Linked DNA regions of Homo sapiens: region 2 is linked to region 1. Evidence: read pairs that join two places in POLR2A ChIA-PET (ENCODE). Cell type or tissue: Panc1. All regions are shown on one strand.

Region 1 (8,000 bases):
TGGAATCCAGTGGGGGAGACCGACATACAACCACCATATATATAAGTAAATAAGTGATGATAAACTACTCTAGGTGCCATGAGAGAGAAACCGCGGGCTCGTGAAGGGTGTCTAATGGAGAGGAGGCGACCATTGCAAGGGGTGGCAAAGACACTCCAGGCAGAAGAGAGGACTCAGACCGCACAGTCAAGGGCCCTGTGGCAGAAAGAGGATGGTCTGCTGGGCACTGTGGCTCAAGCCTGTAATCCCAGCACTTTGGGAGACTGAGGTGGGCAGATCACTTGAGGTCAGGAGTTCAAGACCAGCCTGGCCAACATGGTAAAACCCCGTCTCTACTAAAAATACAGAAATTAGCTGGGCATGGTGGCATGCACCTGTAATCCCAGCTACTTGGGAGGCTGAGGCAGGACAATCGCTTGAACCCAGGAGGCAGAGGTTGCAGTGAGCTGAGATCACGCCACTACACTCCAACCTGGGCAACAGAGTGAGACTCCATCTCAAATAAATAAATAAATAAATAAATACATAAATAAAGCATTCATGCAAGGAATGAGAGGAGGCTCCTGAAAGAGTTCAGCTGAGAAATTCCAGTGACGTGGACTAGAGCAATGGCCGTGGAGAGAGAGACAGGAGCGATTTGAACAATGCTGTATTTTGGAGCTATAATCAATAAGCCGTAGTGATGAACTGAATTTGGGGAGTCAGGGAGAAGAAGAAACAGCAGGACCCTAAAGGGAGCTGCTCAGCTCACGGAGAGAGGGGCCAGGTGCAGGCAGGAGTCGCCAGCCCTACCTGGGGCACCCTGCCAGGCCATGAGACATGCAGGCTAGGTGTCAAACAGCTGATTGGAGTCAGGGGTCTGGAGTGTGGACTAGATGTCAGGGACACAGGGAGAAATTTGGGAACCATCCACTTACTGTTGCTGGTTAAAGTCATAGGCATGAGGGGACAAAAGAAGTCTTTCTCTCTCCCTTTCTTTCTTTCTTTCTTTCTTTCTTTCTTTCTTTCTTTCTTTCCTTCCTTCCTTCCTTCTTTCCCTCCCTTCCTCCCTCCCTCCCTCCCTTCCTTCCTTCCTCCCTCCCTCCCTCCCCAACTCTCTCTCTCTCTTTCTCTTTCTCCCTTCCTCTCTCTCTCTCTCTCTCTCTTCCTTCTTTCTTCAGGGTCTTACTCTGTTGTCCGGGCTGGAGTGCACTGGCACTGGGCTTAAACAACCCTCCCACCTCAGTCTCCCAAGTAGCTGGGATTGCAGACATGCGCCACCATGCCCAACTAATTTTCGTATATTTTTATAGAGACAGAGTCTCACCTTATTGCCCAGGCTGGTCTTGAGCTCCTGGGCTCAAGCAATCCACTCACCTAGGCTTCTCCTAGTGCTGGGATTACAGGTGTGAGCCACCAAGCCTAGTCAACTTTTTTTTTTCTTTTAGTGACAGCGTCTTTCTCTGTCTCCCAGGCTGGAGTGCAGTGGTGCCATCACAGTTCATTGTATTCTTGAACTCCTGGGCTCAAGCAATCCTCTGCCTCAGCCTCCTGAGTAGTTGGGACTTCAGGCGTGCACCACCACACCTGGCTAAAGTTTTTTTAAGTTTTCTAGAGATGGTCTCTCACTAGGTTGCCCTGGCTAGTTTCAAACTCCTGGCCTCAAGCAATCCTCCTGCCTCAGCCTCCCAAAGTGCTGGGATTACAGGTGTGAGAGCCACTATACCCATTTGAATTTTTAGAGCAATCAGAGAAGGGAGCCCAGGACACGGGCCTGTCGGTGGGGGTGGGGGCCCTGCTTTTGTAGAGAATAGGGTAGGGGGGTCTCTGGGGAATGGGGCTAGAGGTAGTGGTTGAAACAATGTGTGAGAGAGATTTCTTAGAGTGAGAGCTGGGTGTGGTGGTGGTGGGCATCCTGCAGAAAAGGAGAGGATGCCTCTAAATACTTGCAGGGAGACCATGTGTAAGAGTGTGGACTCGGCCGGGTTTGGTGGTTCACACCTATAATCCCAGCACTTCAAGAGGCCAAGGCGGGTGGATCACCTGAGGCCAGGAGTTTGAGACCAGCCTGGCCAAGATGGCGAAACCCCGTCTCTACTAAAAACACAAAAAATTAGCCAGGCGTGGTGGCCAGCGCCTGTAATTCCAGCTACTCGGGAGGCTGAGGCAGGAGAATTGCTTGAACCTGGGAGGCAGAGGTTGCAATGAGCTGAGACTGCGCCATTGCACTCCAGCCTGGGCAACAAGAGCAAAAATTCCATCACACACACACACACAAAAGAGTGTGGACTTATTTTGTCCGTACCTGCGGTATGATTTTTGGCTTAACACAAGGAAAATTTGCCCAAATCCAGAGCGATGCAGAGCTGGCCAAAATGATCTACAGGGAATTCAGCTTCAGATGGGCACTTGGGAGAGATAATCTTTTTGTTTTTGTTTATTATTATTATTATTTACTTTGAGACTGTGTTATGAGAGTGGCTAATTTTTGTATTTTTGGTAGACATGGAGTTTCACCATCTTGCCCAGGCTGGTCTCAAACTCCTGGGCCCAAATCATCCGCCAGCCTTGGCATCCCAAAGTGCTGGAATTAGAGGCGTAAGCCACAGCGCCCTGCCCTGGGGGAGATGGTCTTTCAACCTTGAGATTTTATTGTTATTGGGGTTCTAGCTTCAGTTCGAAACAAAGGAAAAAAGAATTTGCTTTGTGTCAAAACTAGCTTTTTAATGAAAATGTAAGTAACTAAATCCAGTTATTTGATACATTAATTGAACTCCGACGGTGCTGGGCACCGGGATGTGATGGTGAACAGCCGCAGGCAAAGCCACCTGTGGCCCTTATGGAATCTGGGGATGGATACTTCGGTTCCCGCCTGTATGTGCATATTTGCTTTTTATCCAGGAAGTGCAGTCTACCGTCATTTCCATATCTTCCTATTGGTCACTGGAGTGCAGCAAAAAGATCAGTGTTGACAAAAGGGACTGAATCAGTTCAGCAACACATCAGAGATGAAACATCTGGTCACCAGCATGTACGAAATTATTCGAAAGTTGAATAGATGAGTAACTGTCCCACTTTCTCAAGAGAACTTCCCTTTTCATCAAAAGAAAAACACATTCCACGTATTCAGCACTGATAGAAGCCGCAGTGATGAGGGTAGTGATGTGGGATATTCGGTACTGAGTAATTTACAGTACAGACGCTGCATTCGTCCTGCCCGGACACTGCCTCAAAGCCACATGTCTGCTCCAAAGGAGGCGGCATCAACAAAATCAAAGGCGTATGATGCAGCTCGTTAGTAATCCATCGAGTCCCTGTCTCAAAACATCTCACTCCTATTCCTATTCTATGCCTTTCCCCACTCAGAAAGTGCCAGGGATTTATTAACCTTTGTTATTCTTTCATCAAATATTTATACAGGGCTTCTGGGTGCAGACTTGGAACTGGGCACCAGGTGAATGGGGGTTGGGGGGAGGGCTAGACAGACAGGTCCAGGCCCCAGGAGGTAGGGGACGGTCAGGCAGGATTCTCTGAGTGAAAAGAATAGAGATCAAGGCAGCTATGGGAATGAGAAGGGAGGCTGACTCGGGAGGACTCGGAAAGCCTGTAGAATGGAAGGCAAGGGTGATGGAAGATGGGGGGATGGGCAGGCGTGAGGGGGAGGGGTATGGAGGTGGAGGCAAGGAGGGATGGGCCGTCGAAGAGCAGCAGTCCAAGGGAAGTCTCTTCTGGGCACCACCTTTGAAATAAATCTGTTCCAATGGTTTTGTTGTTGCTGTAAACTTTTTTTTTTTTTTTTTTTTTTTTTTGAGACGCAGTCTCCCTCTGCTGCCCAGGCTGGAGTGCAGTGATAGATCTTGGCCCATTGCAACATCCGCCTCCCCTGTTCAAGCGACTCTCATGCCTCAGGCTTCCAAATAGCTGGGATTACAGGTATGCGCCACCACGCCCAGCTAATTTTTGTATTTTCAGGCTGGTCTCAAACTCCTGACCTCAGGTGATCTGCTTGCCTCAGATCCCCAAAGTGCTGGGGTTACAGGCCCAGCTAATTTTTATATTTTCAGGCTGGTCTCAAACTCCTGATCTCAGGTGATCTGCTTGCCTCAGATCCCCAAAGTGCTGGGATTACAGGCCGGAACCATGGCGCTGGCCTGTTGTAAATTCTAATGCCACCTGCACTCTGGGGTCAAATTCCAGAGGGGAGTTGTCTGAATGGCCTGGTTTTGTCACACCCTCTAGAAGAGGGGACACATTAGCTGACACTATATAATGAGGAGCAGGCCATTCTCCAAGGAAAATCCATTCTGTTTCGGGGGGGAGGTTTGATAAAGGCCATGGAGGAAGAGGGAGGCACATCTACTTGTTTTTCGTTGTTGTTTGTTTTTTTATGAGATGGAGTCTTGCTCTGTCACCCAGGCTGGATTGCGTGGTGTGATCTAAAGTGCTGGGATTACAGGCCTGAGCCACCGCGCCCACGTGGCCCCATCTACTCGTAGAGGGGGATTGAAGGCGGGGGAAGAGGAGGTGGGGGATTTGTCCAGCAAAGGATGCAGCAAATGCCCAGCCCCAGGGAGGAGCCTGTCCTGGGGAGCGACAGCCTGAAGGCCTCCAAGTGGGGAGGGCGCTGGAGGAGGGGCCTGAGAGGCAGGCCTTGATGAATTGTTTGGATTTTTTTCTAAGTGCATTGGAAGCCACAGGAAGATTTTTTTTTTTTTTTTTTTTTGGATGGAGTCTCGCTCTGTCGCCCAGGCTGGAGTGCAATGCGCCATCTCGGCTCACTGCAACCTTCGCCTCCCGGTTTCAAGTGATTCTCCGGCCTCAGCCCCCCGAGCAGCTGGGAATACAGGTGCGTGCCACCACCCCCGAGTAATTTTTTGTATTTCTAGTAGAGACAGAGTTTCATTGTGTTAGCCAGGATGGTCTTGATCTCCTGACCTCGTGATCCGCCCACCTCAGCCTTCCAAAGTGCTGGGATTACACGCATGGTTACAGGCCAGCCATAGGAGGATCTTTAGAAGGAAAACAGCTGCCCCACGTGGTGGCTCGCACCTGCATTTCAGCACTTTGGAAGCTGGAGGTGGGAGCATTGCTTGGGCCCAGCGATGGGATGTGGGGGACGGGTGGGCGGAAGTAATAAAAAGAATAACATGATCTGATTTTCTCTTTTATTTATTTATTTTGAGACAGGGTCTCACACTATTGCCCAGAATGGAGTGCAGTGGCAGGATCTCAGCTCACTGCAACCTCCACCTCCCGGGTTCAAGACATTCTTCATGCTTCAGCTTCCCAAGTAGCTGGGACTACAGTCACACACACCACCATGCCCAGCTAATTTTTGTACTTTTAGTAGAGACAGAGTTTCTCCCTGTTGGCCAGGCTGGGCTCAAACTCCTGACCTCAGGTGATACACCTGCCTCAGCCTCCCAAAGTGCTGGGATTACAGGCGTGAGCCACCGTGCCTGGCCTGATTTTCTTTTTTTTTTTCTTTTTTTTTTCTTTTTTTTTTTGAGATGGAGTCTTGCTCTGTCACCCAAGCTGCAGTGCAGTGGCGTGATCTCGGCTCACTGCAAGCTCCGTCTCCCGGGTTCACGCCATTCTTCTGCCTCAGCCTCCCGAGTAGCTGGGACTACAGGTGCCCGCCACCACACCCGGCTAATTGTTTGTATTTTTAGTAGAGACGGGGTTTCACCGTGTTAGCCAGGATGGTCTCGATCTCCTGACCTTGTGATCTGCCCGCCTCGGCCTCCCAAAGTGCTGGGATTACAGGTGTGAGCCACCACAACTGGCCTGATTTTCTTTTTTTTTCTTTTCTTTTTTTTTGAGATGGAGTCTCGCTCTGTCACCCAAGCTGCAGTGTAGTGGCGTGATCTCGGCTCACTGCAAGCTCCGTCTCCCGGGTTCACGCCATTCTCCTGCCTCAGCCTCCCGAGTAGCTGGGACTACAGGTGCCCACCACCACACCCAGCTAATTTTTTGTATTTTTAGTAGAGACGGGGTTTCACTGTGTTAGCCAGGATGGTTTCGATCTCCTGACCTTGTGATCCGCCCACCTCGGCCTCCCGAAGTGCTGGGATTACAGCGTGAGCCACCGCGCCTGGCCTGATTTTCTTTTTGAAAGATTACTCTAGCTGCAGGGTGGAGGGTACATTGGCGAGAGCGGTCGACAGAGTAAATGCGCTATGAGGGCTCAAGCAGCCTCTGGACTGTGGCTGACGATGGAGCATGAGGTATGGGTGGGAGGGTCAGTTATTTTAGGAAGGAGAAAACCAGCATCGCAAACACAGGAGACACAGGGCAGGCTGAGAAGTCCTTCAGCATAAGGAAAAGCAAGCAGATTCCATGGATCCAAGTCCAAGACCCATGCCATCCTTGAAGGAAGGGAGGAGCCCGGGGTGCCAGACACCCAAGTAGGCAGGCAGGCAGTGGAGACAGGACAGAGCAGCAGCCACTGCACGCCTAGATAAATAAGTAGGTCCGAAGTCTACAGAGGCTATGACAGCCCAGGAGCAACCACAGGTCCACAGGAAAAGCACAGGAAGGCGAGCTGTCTGCTCTGTGTGCCTTTGGTTTTGTCTTCTTGCCAGGAAGGAAGGAAGAAGCAAAGACCAGCATGACCTGGCGGATGTTGGCTGAAGCAAGTACAGGTCTTCAGCGAAGAGCACGGCGGTCTCTGGAAAGGGGTGTGGGATAGAAAATGGAGTTCAAAACTAGGAATTCTTCCTATTTATCCTATAGACACTGCGGCACACATGCATAAAGACATAGATCCCAGAACGTTCATTAAGGCATCATTTGTGGCCGGGCGCGGTGGCTCATGCCTGTAATCCCGGCACTTTGGGAGGCCAAGGTGGGCGATCACCTGAGGTCAGGAGTTGGAGACCAGCCTGGCCAACATGGTAAAACCCTGTCTCTACTAAAAAAAAAAAAAAAATACAAGCTGGGGGCAGTGATTCACGCCTGTAATCCCAGCACTTTGGGAGGCCGAGGCGGGCAGATCATGAGGTCAAGAGTTTCGAGATCAGCCTGGCCAACATGCTAAAACTCTGTCTCTACTAAAGATAGAAAAAATTAGCCGGGCAAGGTAGCGCGCGCCTGTAATCTCATCTACTCGGGAGGCTGAGGCAGGAGAATCGCTTGAACCCAGGAGGCAGAGGTTGCAGTGAGCCAAGATCACACCACTGCACTCCAGCCTGGGCAACAGAGTGAGATTCCGTCTCAAACAAAGAAACAAGCAAACAAAGGCATCATTTGTAACACAAGACAAGTGGACTGATAAAACACGTCAGGAAATCGCCTCAATGTACATGAATATGGAATTGGTTAAACACATCGGGGGCATCTGTACAGTGGAACAGTGCAGCCATTAAAAAGAATGAAGCTGACCTATGTAATATCCAAGATACTTTATTTATTTATTTATTTATTTATTTATTTATTTATTATTTTTTTAGACAGAGTCTCACTCTGTCGGCCAGGCTGGAGTGCGGTGGCACTATCTTGGCTAACTGCAACCTCTGTCTCCCAGGCTCAAGCAATTCTCCTGCCTCAGCCTCCTGAGTAGTTGGGATTACAGGCACGAGCCACCACGCCTGGCTAATTTTGTTTGTATTTTTTTAGTAGAGATGAGTTTCACCATGTTGGTCAGGCTGGTCTCCAACTCCCGACCTCAGGTAATCCACCCACCTCAGACTCCCAAACTGCTGGGATTACAGGCGTGAGCCACTGCGCCCAGCACTATTTGTTTATTTTTTATTTATTTAAAAAAGGGCCAGGTGTGGTGGCTCATGCCTGTAGTCCCAGCTACTCGGGAGGCTGAGGCAGGGGAGTCGCTTGAACCCAGGAGGCGGAGGTTGCAGTGAGCCGAGATTGCACCACTGCACTCCAGCCTGGTGACAGAGCAAGACTCCATCTCAAAAGAAGAGAAGGGAAGGGGAGGGGAGGGGAGGGGAGGGGAGGGGAGGGGGAGAAAGGAAGAAAGAAAGAAAGAAAGAAAGAAAGAAAGAAAGAAAGAAAGAAAGAAA
Region 2 (8,000 bases), 130 kb before region 1:
TCTGCCTTCCGGGTTCACACGATTCTCCTCTCTCAGCCTCCCGAGTAGCTGGGATTACAGGGGCGCCCCACCACACCCAGCTAATTTTTGTATTTTTAGTAGAGATGGGGTTTCACCATGTTGGCCAGGCTGGTCTCGAATCCCTGACCTCAGGTGATCCACCCACCTCGGCTTCCCAAAGGGCTGGGATTACAGGCGTGAGCCACCATGCCCGGCCTAACTCTTTTCAATCCTGTGAAGTCTGAGAGAGATGAGAAAGCTGCAGAGGAAACATTCGAAGCCAGCAGAGGCTGGTTCATGAGGTCTAAGGAATGAAGCCATCTCCATAGCATAAAAGCCAAAGGTGAGGCAGCAAGTGCTGATGGGGAAGCTGCCGCAGGTTATCCAGAAGATCCAGCTAAGATCCTTGATAAAGGTGGCTCCACTGAACAACAGATTTTCAGTGTAGATGAAACAGCCTTCTATCGGAAGACGATGTCATCCAGGATTTTCATAGACAGAGAGGAGAAGTCGATACCTGGCTTCAAAGCTTCAAAGGACAGGCCAACTCTTGTTAGGAGCGAATACAGCTGTTGACTTTAGATTGAAGTCTGTGCTCCTTGGCCATTCCAAAAATCCCATGGCCCTTAAGCCTTAAGCTAAATCTACTCTGCCTGTGCTTTATAAATGAAACAACAAAGCTTGGATGACAACACATCTGTTTACAGCATGGCTTACCAAATATTTTAAGCTCACTGTTGAGACCTACTATTCAGGAGAAAAAGATTCCTTTCACAATATTACTGCTCATTGACAATGTACCTGGTTACTCAAGAGCTCTGCTGGAGATGTACAAGGAAATGAATGCTGTTTTCATGCTTGCTAACACAACATTCATTCTGCAGCCCATGGATACAGTAATTTTGACTTTCAAATCTTATTACGTAAGAAATTCGTTTTGTAAGGCTATGGCTGCACATAGATAGTGATTCCTCTGATGGATCTGGGCAAAGTAAATTGAAAACCTTCTGGAAAATATTTACCATTCTAGATGCCATTAAAAATGTTTGTGATTCATGGGAGGAGGTCAAAATATCCACATTAACAGGAGTTTGAAAGAAGTGGATTCCAACCCTTGGAATGACTTTGAGGCATTCAAGGCTTCAGTGGAGGAAGTAACTGCAGATGTGGTGGAAATAGCAAGAGAACTCGAATTAGAAGCGGAGCCTGAAGATGTGGCTGAACTGCTACAATCTCATGATCAAACTTGAATGATGAAGAGTTGCTTCTTGTGGATGAGCAAAGAAAGTGGTTTCTTGAGATGGAATTTACTTCTGGTGAAGATACTGTGAATACTGTTGAAATGACAACAGAGGATTTAGAATATTATTTAAACTTAGCTGATAAAACAGCAGCAGGTTTGAAAGGATTGACTCCAATTTTGAAAGAAGTTCTGTGGGTAAAATGCTATCATATAGCATCACACACTACGAAGAAATCTTTCGTGAAAGGAAGAGTCCTAATCAATGCAAAAAACTTCATTGTCATTTTGAGAAATTGCCACAGCCATGCCAACCTTCAGCAACCACCATGGTGATCAGCCAGCAGCCATCAACATAGAGGCAAGACCCTCTGCCAACAAAAAGATTGTGACTCACTGAAGGCTCAGATGACTGTTAGTGTTTTTTAGCAATAAATTATTATTATTATTATTTGAGATGGAGTCTCACTCTATCGCCCAGGCTGGAGTGCAGTGGCATGATCTTGGCTCACTGCACCTTCTGCCTCCCGGATTCAAGCAATCCTCCTGCTTCAACCTCCCAAGTAGCTGGGACTACAGGCTTGAGTACCACACTCGGCTAATTTTTGTATTTTTAGTAGAGATGGAATTTCACCATGTTGGCCAGGCTGGTCTTGAACTCCTGACCTCAGGTGATCCACCCGCCTCGGCATCCCAAAGTGCTGGGATTACAGGTGTGAGCCACCATGCCTGGCCTTATTTTTAATTAAGGTATGTACATTTTTTAGACATAATGCTATTGCACACTTATAGACTACAGTATAGTTTAAATAAAACTTTTATATACACTGAGAAACCAAAAAACTAGTGTGACTCACTTTAATATTTGCTTTATTGAGGTGGTCTGGAATGCAACCCAAAATATCTCCATAGTATGCCTATATGAGAAAGATAAAGTTTATTCCAGGAAAATCGATTGTAATCTGTACCAGTAGTCGATTAAAGGAGAAAAACCATGTGATTGTCTTAATCAATGTAGAAAAGCAAATTATAAAATTTAACATTCATCCATAATTTAAAAAACTTAATCGACTATAAGTAGAAGAGAATATCCTTCACGTAATGAAGACCATTTTTAAAAACAAACAAAACTACAGCAAACCTCAAACTTTATGGTAAAACGTTAAAAACATTCTCTCTCGGCCAGGCACAGTGGCTCACGCCTGTAATGCCAGCACTCTGTGAGGCCGAGGTGGGCAGATCACGAGGTCAGGAGATCAAGACCCAACCTGGCTAACATGGTGAAACCCCGTCTCTACTAAAAATACAAAAAATTAGCCAGGCGTGGTGGCGGGTTCCTGTAGTCCCAGCTACTCGGGAGGCTGAGGCAGGAGAATGGCGTCAACCCGGGAGGCGGAGCTTGCAGTGAGATCGTGCCACTGCACTCCAACCTGGGTGACAGAGTGAGACTCTGTCTGAAAAAACAAAAACAAAACAAAAAAAACAAACATTCTCTTGAAAATGAGGAAAAACTCCAAGACATCAAGTCTTGTCAGTTTGAGTTCACATAGTAATGGAGATGCTTGTCAGATCAGCAAGACAAGGAAGAAAATTACAGAATTGGAAAGAAATAAAACAGAAATCATTCAGAGATGTATTTGATTGACTTCTTAGAAAATCCTAAGGAATATACAGACGGATTAATAAAGTGTTTTAGCTAAGTTACTGCATACAAAATCAAAATGCAAAGATCAATTACATTTCTATAATATCATCACACTAACAACACTGAAAAATAGATAATAAAAATGATGCCAGCAGACGTGATGGCATCATTACAAGCTCACTCCTGTAATCCCAGCACTTTGGGAGGCCGAGGTGGGAGGATTGCTTGAGCCCAGGAGTTCAAGACCAGCCTGGGCAACATAGTGAGATCCCATCTCTACAAATAATAATACTAAAAATTAGCCAGGCTTGATGGCACATGCCTGTGCTCCCAGCTACTTGGGAGGCTGTGGTCGGAGGATCGCTTGAGCCCAGGTGGTAGAGGCTGCAGTGAGTTGTGATCACACCACTGCACTCCAGGCTGGGCGACAGAGCGAGACCCTGTCTCCAAAACAACAACAACAAACGATGCCATTTGCAATAGTACTTAGGAATAAACACATCAGAAACGAGCGAGACCTTCATGGAAAACATTATGCAATACGCTTGCCAGACATAAAGACCTAAATACATGGAGAATTAGATCATGTTTTTGAAGACATAACCTCCAAAATACATCAATTCTCCTCCCGCTAAGCTACAGATTCAATGTCATTCCAATCAAAATCCCAAGAATTGTTTCTGTTTTGTTTTGAATTTAGCAAACCGAATTTTTAATGTGCCGGTTATAATATAGTTATATACAAGAGGATTCCATTATGTAAAAGGAAAATATACACACTCACCGTATGCATAATTAATTGCTCTAGAAAAAGATCTGCGTGGAGGGAGTATTCGTTTCCTGTTGCTCTGTAACAAAACAGCACTGACTGAGCTGTGAAAACAACACCCATTCATGAGCTCACAGTTGTGTGGGTCAGAGGCCTGTCCTGGTGTGGCTGGATTTTCTTCTCAGGATATCATAAGCCTCAGGACATCAAGGTATTGACCAGGTTGAGTTCTTGTCTCAAGGCTGTAGAGGAAAATGCACTTTTTTTGTTTTTTTTTAATCTTCAATTTATTTTAAGTTCAGGGGTACATGTGCAGGATGTGCAGGTTTGTTCCATAGGGCAATGTGTGCCATGGTGGTTTTGCACAGATCATCCCATCACCTAGTTATTAAGCCCAGGATCCATTAGCTATTCTTCCTGACGCTCCCCCTCCCCCTATCCCCGCAGGGCCCCGTGTGTGTTGTTCCCCTCCATGTGCCCATGTATTCTCAGCATTCAGCTCCCACTTATAAGTGAGAACATGTGGTGTTTTGTTTTCTGTTCCTGCGTTCGTTTGCTGAGGAAAATCCACTTCTGGGCTCATTCTTGTTGGCAAAATTCAGTCCTTTGTATTACAAGACTGAGGTCCCCTTTCCTTGCTGCCTGTCAGCTGGGGACTGTTCTCAGCACCCAGAAGCCGCCCACATCCCTACCACGCGGCCCGTTCAGGCCAGCAGGGGTGCACAGAATCCTCCCGTGCCGCCCCGACTGCCTGTTCTGTGACCATCTGGAGAAAACTGTCTGCCTTGAAAGGGCTCATGTCACTAGGTCAGGCCCACTGAGTATTTTCTCTATTTTCATGTCAACTGATTTGGGACCTTAATTACATTGCAGCTCCTTTTCACAGCAGTACCTAGATTCACGTTTGGTTGGATAACTGGAAGACGGTATGTGTATATCAGGGGCCTGGAAATTTGGTGGGGCGGGTTACATCTTAGATTTCTGCCAAGCACACTGAGATTACAGTTGTGTGTGTGTGTATTTTAAGATGACTCTACACTGACTTTTGGGGGGAAATATTTAAAAAATAATTTAAAAATTGAATAAGTTACCAAATAAAAAGCGCATGTAGCCGGGCACGGTGGCTCACGCCTGTGATCCTAGCACTTTGGGAGGCCGAGATGGGTGGATCACCTGAGGTCAGGGGTTTGAGACCAGCCTGGCCAATATGGCAAAACGCTGTCTCTTCTAAAAATACAGGCATTGGCCAGGCATGGTGGCACATGCCTGTGATCCCAGCTACTCAGGAGGCTGAGGCAGGAGAATCGCTTGAACCTAGGAGTTGGAGGTTGCAGTGAGCCCAGATGAGATCATGCTACTGCACTCCAGCCTGGGCAACACAGCGAGACTCTTGTCTCCAAAAAAAAAAAAAAAAAAGAGCACATATAGACCACAGAGTATTTTTAGGGCAGTGAAGACACTCTGTATGATACTATAATCAGTGGATTTATGTCAATATGCATTTGTCCAAATTCATAGAACATATAACACCAAGAATGAAACTAATGTGAACTGTGGACTTTACTTAATAGTGCTGATTGGCTCAGCAATTGTAACGAACATGCCACACTCATGCAAAGTGTTAATAACAGGGGAACTGAGTTGGGGCATATGGGAATTCTGTACTTTTGGCTCTGCTTTTCCTGTACACCTAAAACTATTAAAAAAATAATAAAGTCTACTAGTTAATTAAAAAATCAAGGCTGGGTGCAGTGGCTCACACCTGTAGTCCCAGCACCTTGGGAGACCAAGGCAGGTAGATTGTGTGAGCCCAGGGCAGCACAGCAAGACCCCATCTCTATAAAAAATTTAAACATTAGCTGGGCATGGTGGTGAGCCCTTGTAATTTCAGCTACTCAAGAGGCGAAGGCGCAAAGATAGCTTGAGCCTAGGAGTTTGAGGCTGCAATGAGCTATGCACACGCCGCTGCACTCCAGCCTGGGCAACAGAGTGAGACCCTGCCTCAAAAAAAAAAAAAAATTCAAACAGCACAGAACTAGTATATGATGTGAACATCTTAGGCCATTATTGGGCACCGAAGAGGCTTTGGGTTGCATTTCTTCACTCATCAGCATGGGTAAATCATTGCAGAGCTTGAGTGTGGACACCACCAGGGGAAACAAGGTTGGGAGTAGCAAGGAATATGGGAAACAGAGACAGTGAATGGGACCTGATAGTGAATAGAGCCGGCTCAGCCGGCCTCCCGGCCTGACAGTGAATAGGCTGGCTCAGTTGGCCTCTGGGCCTGACACAGTCTATGTGTCTTAATTTTTTTCAGTAGCCCCAGTGTTCAGAGCTTGCTGGCTGTGATGTCACACTTTCCTTGATGATGGGATTGCAGTCATCCTCGCGCCTACCTGCCTGGCTGCAGGAAGCTCTATTCACTTCTAGGCTGTTCTCCCCAGGGCCACTTCCTTGTCTGCAAATCCATGTGAGCCAGCCCTTGTGCTCTGATTCCAGACTTCACCTCCTGGATTCCTGCAGGCTACCTCTGCTGCTTCCCAGACCTTTCCCTCCCATCCCTCTCGGGGTGAGCTCTGACCAGGCAGTAACTTTCAGCAGGACACCGCTGCACGCTTTGGAATCACAGAAGGCAATGACACCACAGAATGTAACACTGGATGCCAGACGCGCCTGCCTGTGAGTCCCAAGGCCTGAGTCTCTTTGGAGAGTCGGTTCCCCACTGGTGCCTCTGTGCATGCCATGGCCGGCCACATGTGGGACGATACAGATGACACGTGTGTCACACCAAGGCAGGATCAGAAGAATGTTTGAGATTTCAGAAAAAAAATTCAAGAAGTCATTATGGGAAGACCAGAACTTTGAGGGGTCAGAGTTGTTGGCGCTTAACCTCTTAAATTTTAGTTTACGATATTAAAAACTTAGAGGGCGGGTGAAGTGGCTCATGCCTATAATCCCACACTTTGGGAGGCTGAGGCAGGCGGATCACTTGAGGCCAGGATTTCAAGACCAGCCTGGCCAACATGGCGAAACCCCGTCTCTACTAAAAATACAAAAAATTCGCCAGGCGTGGTGGCGCACATCTGTAGTCTCAGGAGGTGAGGCACGAGAATCACCTGTGGGAGGCAGAGGTTGCAGTGAGCCAAGATCGCGCCACTGCACTCCAGCCTGGGTGCCAGAGTCAAGATTCTGTCTCAAAAAACAAAAACTTAGAGATTCCTTGTTTCTCTTTTAAAAAGTCAGATGGTGTCGTGACAGTGTGCATTGGCACCAGGTGTCTGGCGCTGGGCAGGGCTGTCTTTTCGGGCAGATGTGCTCTTTTGAGCTCACCAAGGCCCCTCCACGCCCCACAACCTGGATGATGACACCATCTCATTTTTTAGGCTTCATATTAAGGGCATTGGGTGTTCCCAATTAGCAGGTTGCGCTGGTGGCCAAAAGTATTTCTCAATCACGTAGAGTTTTTCTGGGACCTTCCTTGTTCATGGCTGAGTAAAAACAGGCCCTACCATCTAATCATTTAGACTCTCCTTTTGTGCCCTTTCTGCCCCAGGGTCTTGGAATGTGAAATTCCTTGAACAGCCATAAAAACCATAAAGTTGAAACTTTTCAATATCAATAGAACAATCAGAAAGGTGCCTTTTCTGGGTCTGTTTTAGAGTTGACTCAAAAACACAAATTCTAATCCCGCAGAGAACTGCTTGTGTTGAAATATTTACAGAAGGTCAGGGGTTTCTCCTCCCGCCTGGAGCAGAGAAGTGAAGCTGTGGGCCGTGGTTGAGCGAGGCTGGCCTCTCAAGCCTTGTTTATTCTGGAAATAACTTTGGAAAATGCCTCATATGGTTCCCCAGAGGCCTGGAGGTGGGCCTGTACAGTTCACGACAAACGAAAACAAACCATTCCTCTGCAATGTTTAGCAGAATTTATTAAAAAGATCTTTTTTAGAACTTCTAGACAGAGCTGATGGACTAGAAATGAACTTGCAAGTGTGAGGAAGTCACTCCACGGAGTGACACACACGCAAAATAAATAAATAAATAAATAAATAAATAAATATATAGTTCACCCAACTTTGTAACTGATTTAGATGGTGGAAATTTTGTAAAGTCCACCGCAGCACAGCAGTTTGAAAGAGACACTTGTTTGTTTTCATCAATCCCCAGAATGAAATCATTCCCCGAGGACCGGGTTAGCTGCTTCCTTCCCGGCATGGCCCTGCCTCTTTAAACTCATTCCCGGGGGGGACGAGACTGTTGCCTGATGCAGCAGGGGCAGCCAGCAGAAGCACTCCTGGCTGCTGGATGAAGAAACCTTTACATCCCAGGATCCCCCTCTGAGATCAATGA

The links. Peaks named below come from ENCODE experiments on the same cell type or tissue, not always from the same donor. Only the 100,000 strongest peaks of a DNase experiment are listed, where the experiment ranks them.
Region 2: POLR2A ChIA-PET joins it to region 1 with 10 read pairs; 6 of 35 experiments call an interaction of 5 or more read pairs at or near these places.

The regions. Positions count from the first base shown.
Region 1 is chr1:8,235,299-8,243,298 of GRCh38, forward strand. It overlaps LOC105376695 (a long non-coding RNA gene), which reads left to right and starts at 4,660. Exons shown (of 3, transcript XR_946937.3): 1 at 4,660-4,825. RefSeq lists enhancers at 4,197-4,753, 4,754-5,309. In Panc1, no CTCF peak of the experiment used is centred here; DNase peaks (open chromatin) are centred at 3,003 and 3,803; H3K27ac peaks cover 6,869 bases.
Region 2 is chr1:8,109,672-8,117,671 of GRCh38, forward strand. The region is part of intron 2 of ERRFI1-DT (ERRFI1 divergent transcript); the gene reads left to right. Among named protein-coding and RNA genes, the nearest start is that of ERRFI1-DT, 87 kb to the left of the region's middle. RefSeq lists an enhancer at 5,923-6,423. In Panc1, no CTCF peak of the experiment used is centred here; no DNase peak of the experiment used is centred here; H3K27ac peaks cover 7,949 bases.